2 separate regions of the Homo sapiens genome follow, and region 1 is linked to region 2. A link is an interaction called in ENCODE POLR2A ChIA-PET data of the cell type or tissue named here. Cell type or tissue: GM12878. All regions are shown on one strand. Links, peaks and the distances in the headings refer to the core of each region. The heading gives the core; the rest is flanking DNA.

Region 1 (5,170 bases), core at 638-4,637, 900 kb before region 2:
GGAGTAAATGTTAAAAACATTTCAAAGGCAGGAAAAGCAAGACTGGTAATGGATTGGATAAAGGGGACGAAATAGAGGGAAGAGTCAAAGACAACTTCAAGGTTTCTAGCCTGTGATGTTAAATGGCTCGTCCATGGTGATTTTTATTTGGTTTCCTTTTATCATCTGGAGGCACAAATAGGATTTTCCCACATCTAGCTATTGTAGTTCCCTATATTCAGATTTACCATTGAAATTGCCTTCTATCTCTTCACACCCTGTTAGTGAACAGGTAGTATTTTGATGGATGTTACATGATCAGAGAAATCCCGGGTCTTGGCAGCATGAGGAACGTAGCTTTCTTTAAATCTTTGTCTTAATTAATCATTTTTTAGTATTTTGAAAGCTTTTTGGTGTTGTAGCAACCTAATAGAACATTATTTTTACAACCTTGTTTGTTCAGAAATCATTAGCCCTTTAAGACATTTATGTTATTGATGACATTTATTATTTTTTTCTTTTTCCATCCTTTGGCTTCCTTTTGAAGTCACACTATTAAACCGCCTTAAAAATATTTATGTGTGTTTAGTTAACAAAAGCTCCTGTAAGTTGAATCCATGCTGGGAAAAGGTTCAGGTAAGCTCTCTATATAAGCTTACAGACAATTGTGTAAATCTTCAGCCATTAAAGAGAAAGGAGAAAAAAGCCACCCTCATTACACTGCTGTCATTTACTCTTCATCTCCTGTCCTCTTTAGCAGCATTAAGATGGGATGTAAATTTGCCAGTTAATGCTGTTAGAAAATGGATGGTTCAAGAAGGGCAGGAATTAGAGATCAGTATTAGGTGCAGATAAGCTCCTTTGCCTCCGCAGTGGCGGCTGTTTAACATTCATGGGAAAATCATCATCAAACAGCGTTATCACAGCTCTGTTGATGGCTGAGGAACTTCATCACTATGATAATTTTTTTTATAGCTGTGAGCCAAAAAGCTCCCTTTTATTTCTGCTGTCTAGAGCTGTGATAGAGGTTTGTTTGTATGGGTAGGAGACAGCAAACCCTGGGCTCCTCAGCCGGGTTTGATTTCGCCCCCACCCCCCGTCTCTGTTCTTCCCTTGTGCATGTTGCACTAAACAGTCCTACTGATAAATATATATATATATATATAAATGGAAGTCCTCCAACAATCCTTCAAAGCATAACAGATATTTTTATGATCAGTAATTCAAAGTTTGACAAGTGATGCCATTCTGTAATGAAACTGTCATCCATTTTATTGTGAGCAAAATGCTAACTTGATAAATGGAAGGTGGAGGGGTGGGAGCCAGCCCAAAGCAGGGTAAATAAATGCCTGAGTCTGAATACCTGGAAAGCAAACTATTCAAAACAGTCCAAGTATCCCTCAATGGCGTATTTCTCATCAATAGGCTAAGTCGTCAAAGCTCCTTGCCTGTAATTATTCCTTTCTGAGTCAAGCAGAGTAAACCGGAGCCCGGCTCCTCTGTAGTCTCTTTTTGGTTCTATTCTATGTTTATTTTTAGAGTGTTTGGGGACAACATTGGTTATGTTATTCTAAACCAACCAAATTTGCTTTAGAACACACAATCTTTGCACATGATATTTCCCTGACATGTTTAGACATCTTCAAGTATATTAGAGATAAAAGTCACAGGCGTTGCTTGCAGCACATATGGGGCAAAGACGTCCGGTATTCTTCGTAGATAGATATGGAAACGATTCAAAGAAAATTTACATTTATTAAGGTGCTCACGCTTGTGCTTCTTTGCAGCTTTGACCTCATTTTTGGAGGCTTAACTGCTCTAAATGACTTTTTCCCCTTTTTGGAATGCAGCTAAAAAGCATAGCACTGAAAAGCAGTTTTGTAGTCTGGACAGAAAGGTACTATCATTTAAATAGTTGGGATTTGAATTCAGGATTGATTTAACTACTTCAGTAATTTACTTTCAACCCCAGCTCATTCCCTTTCTTTCCCCGAGAGCAGACTTCCAGTCCTGCCATGATGGGCTGAAATATGCTTGGAGTTTGGAGATAAGGACTTTTGTCTATGAGGCTCAGCTTAGACGACCAAACTCATTTCCCAGAAGACTAGAGTTTGAATCCAGTTAGGATCCTGGAGGTGAAAGGCTAGCGCCTTATCATTTAAGTATAGCTATTTAAACATAAGTTTAAAAGAGATACTGCAGGATGGAGGGACAGCGTTTCTCCTCGAAGGATAATCTTGGGGACAAGCTGGCTGGCTGTTCCCTAAAGATCAGATAGCCCTCTCCATCCCCAAATAGCTTTGGCCACCTCTGACTTCTCAAGATCAAAAGCCAAGAATGCTTCCTCATTCCAAGATTTTCTGTTCCATGCTTGTTTTAAAAAAAAAAAAAATCTAAGGAGGTGTTTAATTTTTGTTCACACACTCCATCATAAACTGACGATGGGTTTAAGTCTTAACTCCATGCCTGAAAGGAATTCCCAGCATTTCCTCTCTCAGCTGAGGAAACTGCACGGTGCTTACCATCATCCTTCACTTGCTTGTTGCCTAGATCTCTCTAGTGTCATGTAAGTTCAATGAGGGAAGACTTCTTTCTCTCTCTTTTTCCTGCAGTATTTCCAGTGCCTAGAACAGAGAGCCTGACATGTGGTAAATATTTAAGAGATATTGAGGAACAAATGAGTTCTTGTCTGAAGCTGAAGCCTGGGAAAACTTCATGGTATTGTAGCAAGAGGTTCCAGGAGCTAAACCTGGCTGATAGCCAGAGACATCTCAAGAGCAGCAGGGCCATTCCACAACACGAGAAGTGAGAAGCAGGAAAGCCCCTTTGGCTTCCCAGGTCTGTGAAGGAAGGAGGGCAGTTGGCTCAGTTCTGAAGCTGAGTCTAAAGGAAGCAGATTCTGAGGAAGGTGTGTTTCAGATGTCTATTGCAGTGGCATGGTGCGGAAAAGGAAACTGAAGTGGGGGACTAGTGGGACTCCTTTTTACCAACAACGTCAAAAAATAATGTTTATTGCCATTGGCCCCCTCTAGCCCTTTCTTTCTGTGGAAATACACATCAGGGATTCCCCTCCTTAATGATAAAGACTGTGTAATGATAAGTCTTGCATCATAAAGTGGCCTTTTTCCAGAGTAGATGAAGAAGAAAGGGGACCCAGGGAGCAAGCGGGAGGGAGCGGTGGCATTAGAGAGCCCACCAGCATGTGCCAGCCCCAGAAGGAGTCAAGGCCATCATTGCATCAGCCCACAGAGGCTTATGAGCAGCAGTATGAGCCACACAAAGTAGGCCAGGCTGCATTTAGCCACCACCGAAATCACACATTCTCTAATTTAGTTCATTTTACACTAACAACTACAAGAAACAGCTTTGAGGTCACAAGAACAAAAGACAACGATGATAATTTCCTCTGGCTCTTTTGCCAAGCCATCAGCAATTTTCTAGCTTTCTTTCCCCCACTTAAATCCACCCATCTATCTCACTATCTTGAATTCACCTTATTTTTTCTTGGAAATAAAAAAATTAATCAACCTTTTAGTAACTAGAACCCATTATAGAGATATCTTGTATTCACAGTATGTAGGCTATGACTCCGTTATTAATTAATGCATCTTTTACCTAATTTTGACTTCGGAGCTAAGCATAGTTAATCTCATAAAAATTGTATTTTAACTTTACTAGACATACCTGTCTAGTAAAATCCATGTACACCCATGTATTTGACAGATTTATAGTACAGGTCAGTTTTGCTGCAAACCCAAGTTTATATAAATCTTTGTATTTTCAGATTCCCTGTGGATATCAGGACTTCCTCTGGAAAATGTAAAGATAATCTTACAACATCTGAGTTTATGTCAATTAACAAATGAGGATAACAAGCTGGTTGTTTTCATTGATACTATCTGATATGGCATTGGGGATTCTTATCTAAATCTGTTTATCAACACTTTCAATCAAATCAAAAGGAAGAGATGCTTTGTAATGCAGAAACCATTCTTTTGTCTCAGGGATATGAGGAAACAGTTCATTCTGACAGAAGTGGCTATTGGTGAGGAATGCTTGGTAGCATTTTGGGTGGAAGCCAGATTTCCAGAATGTTATTCTAAGTGGCCTATTTTTTCACCTGGTTCCCTTACTGTACATTCTTTAGGAAGAACATTGGCACTAAGAAATCACAAATAGTCATGCGTGGGTCTTCAATCATAGGATCTTGAACCAACCTTTTGTTTTGTTACCCAATATAATGGGGGGGTTCTGCAATTCCCCTGAACTTACATAAGAACTGAGTATCTGCCCTTCCCCATATACACATAACAGAGATGCTGCTGAATACCTCATCCCAGTCAGTTTCCTTCATGGAATGGATAGACTTGTTCTGGTCCATTTATATCCTCTTGCCCCTCTGGACCCAGCGCACACCTCTGAGTCAGCTGACCGACTTCTGGAGGCACGGGAGATCATGGCATGGTGATAAGCCAATTGGCCCATTTAGGGTCAATCTCTGAATGTTGGAGCTAAGTCGACTAGCCACAAACTCCAGGGAACACACGGCTGCATCTGAAAGCATACAGGTTCATCTGCATTGCAGCACTGCCCATTGCCACACCTGCTACCCACTGCAGCCAGTGAGAGGTGCTCTTTGAAGTTCTGCCCTTCACACGGTGCCTCATTAGTCATAGACCAACCAGGCCATGAGAAAACATCAGAATACATCTGTCACCTCTAACAATTCATGGAGCAGATTCTCCATTTCCTTTGTTATGCTATGAATAATTCTGCAGCTTCTCCGATTTTATTAAGAAGCCTTTCCCTTGGTTTCTCTCTGTTCTTCTCATCTAATCTCTTAATGGAAGTTGCTAATTAAATTCCTATAGCCATTTTTTTAACAGTGTTTTGAATAGCAAAGTCTGTCAACTGCAGAAAGTGTATATTCTTATCAACACGCCTGTTGCCTGGAGGAGCGAAGGCCTCGCTGACAGATGGCTGCCGAGGAAGGCCCAGCAGGCCTCGCATCTGCAGCACCTGGTGGTGGGGGCACGGGAACAAGCGCAGGGCTGGAGACGAGGGCCTGTTTGGGCTCAATCATTAGAATCCAGGTTGCTGGAGAGGTTCTGTGAATCTCAAGTGGAACTTGGCAAATTTCAGCAAAGTATTCTGGGCATGTAGTTGTTTCTAAGCATCTTTGGATGCTGTC
Region 2 (5,170 bases), core at 341-4,340:
GTGTCTATAGCACTCCATTTGTGCCGTTAATAACTTGTTACTGAAGCAAGAGGAAACTCATGCAGCCATGCTCTACTCTGGTCTCCTGGTGGCGAGCCCTCCTTTCTGCATACACACTGGATTTTGAATTCTGAGGGGTAACAACCTCATCTTGCCAACAGAGCCCTCCTTGGCCATTTCACAATTCAAGAAGCATTTTCTAGGAAGCCTTTTAAAGCCCCACTGCCTTGCCCCAGCTTGCTCTGTTGTGTCACAGGAATGAGGTGGGGAGAGGACAGAGGGAAAGGGTCATGGGGAACCTGGGGCCCCAGCCTATACCCTGCCTCTATGAGGCTCCATCTGAGCACCCACCTCTCCAGGCATCGTCCTTGGTCCCCTGGGAGTGGGCACCCATGGCGGGTCTGCACTGTATGCCCAGTGCGCCTTTGTAGGCCGAACCTGCAGGGTCAGAGCTGGGTCTAAGGCTGCTCCCCAGGTCCTTGCAGGAACATAAGTGCCCGGGTTTATCTTTGGGCACTAGAGCTGTGCCCACAGCAGCTCCTGTTCAGATCTGGATCAGGGTCAGGCCCCCATCACTGATTGCGCACCCCAGGCACGCCTCACCCTGCCCCGGCCTCAGCTTCCTGATCTACAAAATGGGTGTCATGCTGCAGCCCTGCCGAAATTGTGTGCTCATGGTAGAAGTGACTGGGAAGAACTCTGCGTGTGGCAAGGGCTCTCGCTGCTGCTTCGGTACAGTCATCTGTAGGGTCATCTGTGACGTATGGGCCAGGCGTGTGCCCCCTCAGAATCCTCTCTGGGTCCCCTGACTCCTCCCCAGGAGCAGCCCACTCCATGGAGCTTCCCTTGGCCCCAAGTGCTTGAAGGGAAAGGTGAACACAGTCGGGATGACAAAGTTAGGAGGCGTGTGTTTTTCTTCCCGGTGACGTTGGGCCGGTCAGCCCGCGTCTTCGTAGCTTCAATGGCTTCTCCTGTGCCACGCGGTGGGGGAGCTTTCTTACGCCTCGTTCTGAGGATTAGAGACAATGGCTGCACAGGCACTGTGGCTGCCATGCTCAGGCCTGCCCTCGCTCCTGACCCCCAGGCCAGCTGCTTCCTGGTTCCAGGGGGCCAGGAGGAGGATCTTAGTGTTAGCCTGAGATCCTGGGCAGGTCCAGTTCTGAGGCAGGGGAGCCCTGTATGGATTTGGGGGAATGCTGGCAGGATGGCCTGCCGGCCCTTTTCTCCCCACTTCCCAGACGGAGCTGAAGGGAAAGGACTCTTCCCTGAGGGAGGCAGATCTTCCCAGGGCCTGTCTGGGAGCTCCCTCCAGTGAGGAGGCTGGTGCTGAGGCTGGGAGGGCTGGTGCCCAGGGCCCGGGCTCTTGAGCCTAGATGGAAACTGGGGCCACCTTCGGAGTTCTTGCCACATCCCTGCAGGGCTGGTGCGTGAGGGACCGTGTGGTCTCTAAGAAGAGAGGGTTCAGCCCAAGGGTCACCTCCTTCAGGAAGCCTTCCCTGATTCCACAGGCAGGGTTGATTGTGCCTCCCCTGTGCCCCCTCAGCCCCTCTTCCTCTAGTATTGTCACCTGGCATGGGTCAGTGCCGCCCACGAGCCTGTGAGCTCTTGTAGGGCAGGGGCCACGTGCCAAGCACCAAGTAGGTCCTCGATATGAGTCTGCACAGTGGATGGAAGAACTCTGGGGGAGGCAGAGCCGAGCTCAGTAAGGCCTTGGTGGGAGGGAAGCATGCTGGGAATGCAGGGTCCAATGGGAGTGTTGAGGGAGGTTGAATCAAGGACAAGGAAGGGTCCTTTCAACCCCCAGGTCCTGTGACCCTATGTGAGATCAAGAGTCAGGGCAGAGTAATGGCGACAGCTCACATTTACTGAGTGCTAACCACAATCTCACTTTGGCCCTAGCAGCCTTCTTAAGAGGGTGGTGTTTCCCCATTTTACGCTTGAACAATCTGAAGCTCAGAGAGGGTAAGCAGCTTGCCCAGGGTCACAGAGCTATGGACAGAGACCAGATGTGAACCCTCATCTCTGTGTTGGAATCCTCTCTACAGGTGCCTCTGTGCTGTGCTGGTTTTTGCTTCTGTGGCTTCAGACTTTGGGGGAACGTTCTTAGGACCCAGCTCTTGCCTGTCCCTTGAGCCAGCATCATCCTTGTGGACTGGGAGTTAAGAACTAGGCATTCTTAGGCTCAAATCCCAGCTCAGCCTCTCAGCAGCTGTGTGCCCAGACCCCTGTCCTCTCTGGGCTTGTTTCCTCCTCTGCAAAACAAATCTACTTTACTGTAGGGTCATGAGGCCCAGAGACTGTGGAGGTGGAGCATGGAGGCCACAGCCTGGTTCGTCCTAGTGTCTCCGTGGCGCAGGCTTCCCAGACCATGTGTGTACACGGTCATGTCCACATGGTAATTAATGTACCTGAGTGCTGAGCAGGTTTTGATTGGCCAGGATCTCTACAGCATTTGTTTAGCTTCTTTGAAATAGGGGATGCAAAAATTCTGGGGAGAGCGGAAGTAATTAGTACTCACAGGAAAATGCAAATATTTTTATGAGTATCCTATGAAAAATTGTATTTTTCCTGAGCAAGTAGTCCTGTTTATTTCTCCAACAGAATTGCCACAGTTGCAGCAGTGGCTGACCTACGACTGCCAGGAGCATTTCTCAGGTGTCCACTTATCTCCCTTCCCCTGGCTTTCTCTTCCCCTTCAACCCAGAGAAAACATTATGAGGCAAAAGTGACCAAATTTGGGCCTTGCTGAGAGAAGGGGATTACTCTTGTAGTGAAAAGTCCATTTTTGTGGCCAGACTTTTCTCAACTGTGAAAACCAGTGTGGGCAAAAACATCGTGAGCACAAAAATACATTAAAAAATTATTTTGCTTGGAAAGAACTTTTTTTTTCCAGTTCTGCTACTTCTTGGGAAAAGACATTTTTAAGAAGATCAATAGTGTTGCAAGAGGACTAGGGGTCTGCTTTCTCCTAAGAGATGTAGAGGGATAGAGGGAAAAGGAGGGAAGCCCCAGGCAGGGCGGGGTTGGGGAGTTGGGATACAGAGCAAGAGGGCTTAACATGGGATGAGTGCCCACCTCGTGCCTCACACAGTGCGAGGGCTTCAAGCACATTTTCGAATCGACCCTTATAAAGGGCATTTGGTTATTAAGCCAATTGGGAAACTGTGGTTCAGAGAGGTTGGGGAAGTGGCCTGTGGTTATTCAGCTTGTGGACAGAAGAGTCAGCAGCCCAGCCCTCCCCGTCTGATGAGAACCCCTTCTCTTTCCACACTGCCCTAGAAGAAGGGACTCTTGATCCAGGGCTGGGTCAACAGACAGAGTGAGATGGGAAGAGGCACACCCAGGGGAGGGGCTGTGTGTACCTTCCGCCTTGCTGGGAAGGTGGTTGTATTCCCTTTTTCAGAGCAGAAAATGGAGGCTCAGAGATTATGGTGTGCAGTGTGGCTTATTTGTTGTTGTTTCTAAGTCCATTTGGAAATGATCTCTTCCCTTCCGGTCCTGCCTCGCCCATCTGTTTATCCATCCATCCATTCATCAGAGATTGATGGAGCTTTTGCTATGTCCAAGCACTGTTCTAGGTGTCTGAGAGACAGGAGGGAACCAAACAGGGATACCCACTCACATGAAGTCTGCATTCCAACGGGAGATGAGACAGAGCCTGGCAGGAAGCAATGAGCAGAATAACTCAGAAGGCCACGCAGAACGCTTGCTGCAGGGTGATGTGTGCCTGGGAATTAGAAATTAACAGTAAAAGAAAGGCAGAGGGGTCCTGAGATGGGGGCAGTGGGTGGGGGCAGGTTGTAGAATTAAAAAGGGCGAGTAGAGGCCTAGCTTGGTGACTTACACCTGTAATCCCAGCAATTTGGGAGGCCAAGGCAGGTGGATCACTTGAGCTCAGGAGTTTGAGATCAGCCTGGCAACATGGCAAAACCCCATCTCTACTAAAAATACAAAAATTAGCTGGGCGTGGTGGTGCACACCTGTAGTCCCAGCTACTCAGGAGGCTGAGGTGGGAGAATTGCTTGAACCCAGTGAGTGGAGGTTGCAGTGAACTGAGATTGCTCTACCACTGCACTCCAGCCTGGGTGACAGAGCAAGACTGTCTCCAAAAAAAAAAAAGAGTGAGTAGAGGATTTTCCTTCCTAGTGACAGAAATGTTTTAAATGTTTTGGAATTAAACGGAGGTGGTGGAAGCTCAACACTGTGAGTGTACTGAATGCTACTGAATTGTTCATTTTTTTTTTTTTTTTTTTGAGACGGAGTCTCACTCTGTCGCCCAGGCTGGAGTAGAGTGGCGCGATCTCAGCTCCACTGCAAGCTCCACCTCCCGGGTTCACGCCATTCTCCTGCCTCAGCCTCCTGAGTAGCTGGGACTACATCCACCCGCTGCTAATTTTTGTTTTTGTATTTTTAGTAGAGATGGGGTTTCACCGTGTTAGCCAGGATGGTCTCGATCTCCTGACCTCGTGTGGTGATCCGCCCGCCTCGGCCTCCCAAAGTGCTGGGATTACAGGCGTGAGCCTCTGCAGCCAGCCTAAATTATTCACTTTAAAATGGTTAATATTCAGTGAATTTCATTTCAATAAATGATTATTTTTTAATGGCGATCAGGGTCAGCCTCATGGAGAACGTGAGAGCTGTGCAAAAGCTGCAAGGAGGCCAAACCTGTTAACCCAAGGCTGTTTTCTCCCAAGGAGCAGGAGGAGGGTTCCAGGCAGAGGGAGCAGCTGGAGCAGCCAGAGCAGCGAGAATGAGACCAGCTGCACCTCGAGAGCCCAATCCGGCCACTGCCTGTTTTTGTAAATGAAGTTTTATGGGAATACAGCCATGCTCATTTGTCTACATACTGTCTCTGTGACCCAGAGACCCTATCTGGCCCTTTGCAGAAAAAATCCTCAGGCAGGAACATGCCTGGGGTGTTTGAGGAGAAGAGTGTGGCTGGAATGGAGTGAGTAGAGGTGAGAGTGGGAGGAGGTGAAGTCAGGGAGGCAGTAGGGGCCGAATCATGGTGCCCCTGTGAGACTTCCTGCTTCCTGTGGCACCCCTGGCAATGTCGGGACAGACGCTGGCATCATGCTGATGTGGAAGCTCTGGGAGTATGTGTGTGTATGTAGGGCATAGTAGGGTAGAGACATAGCTGAACTTAGAGTCAGATGTCAGAGGACCTAGT

What was found. Peaks named below come from ENCODE experiments on the same cell type or tissue, not always from the same donor. Only the 100,000 strongest peaks of a DNase experiment are listed, where the experiment ranks them.
Region 1: POLR2A ChIA-PET joins it to region 2 with 5 read pairs; 1 of 35 experiments calls an interaction of 5 or more read pairs at or near these places.

What each region holds. Positions count from the first base shown.
Region 1 is chr10:118,403,353-118,408,522 of GRCh38, forward strand. No RefSeq gene overlaps it. Among named protein-coding and RNA genes, the nearest start is that of LINC00867, 49 kb to the left of the region's middle. In GM12878, for the core only: no CTCF peak of the experiment used is centred there; a DNase peak (open chromatin) is centred at 2,774.
Region 2 is chr10:119,307,681-119,312,850 of GRCh38, forward strand. All of the region lies in intron 1 of GRK5 (G protein-coupled receptor kinase 5), which reads left to right. Among named protein-coding and RNA genes, the nearest start is that of GRK5-AS1, 29 kb to the right of the region's middle. In GM12878, for the core only: no CTCF peak of the experiment used is centred there; a DNase peak (open chromatin) is centred at 1,981; H3K4me3 peaks cover 746 bases; H3K27ac peaks cover 649 bases.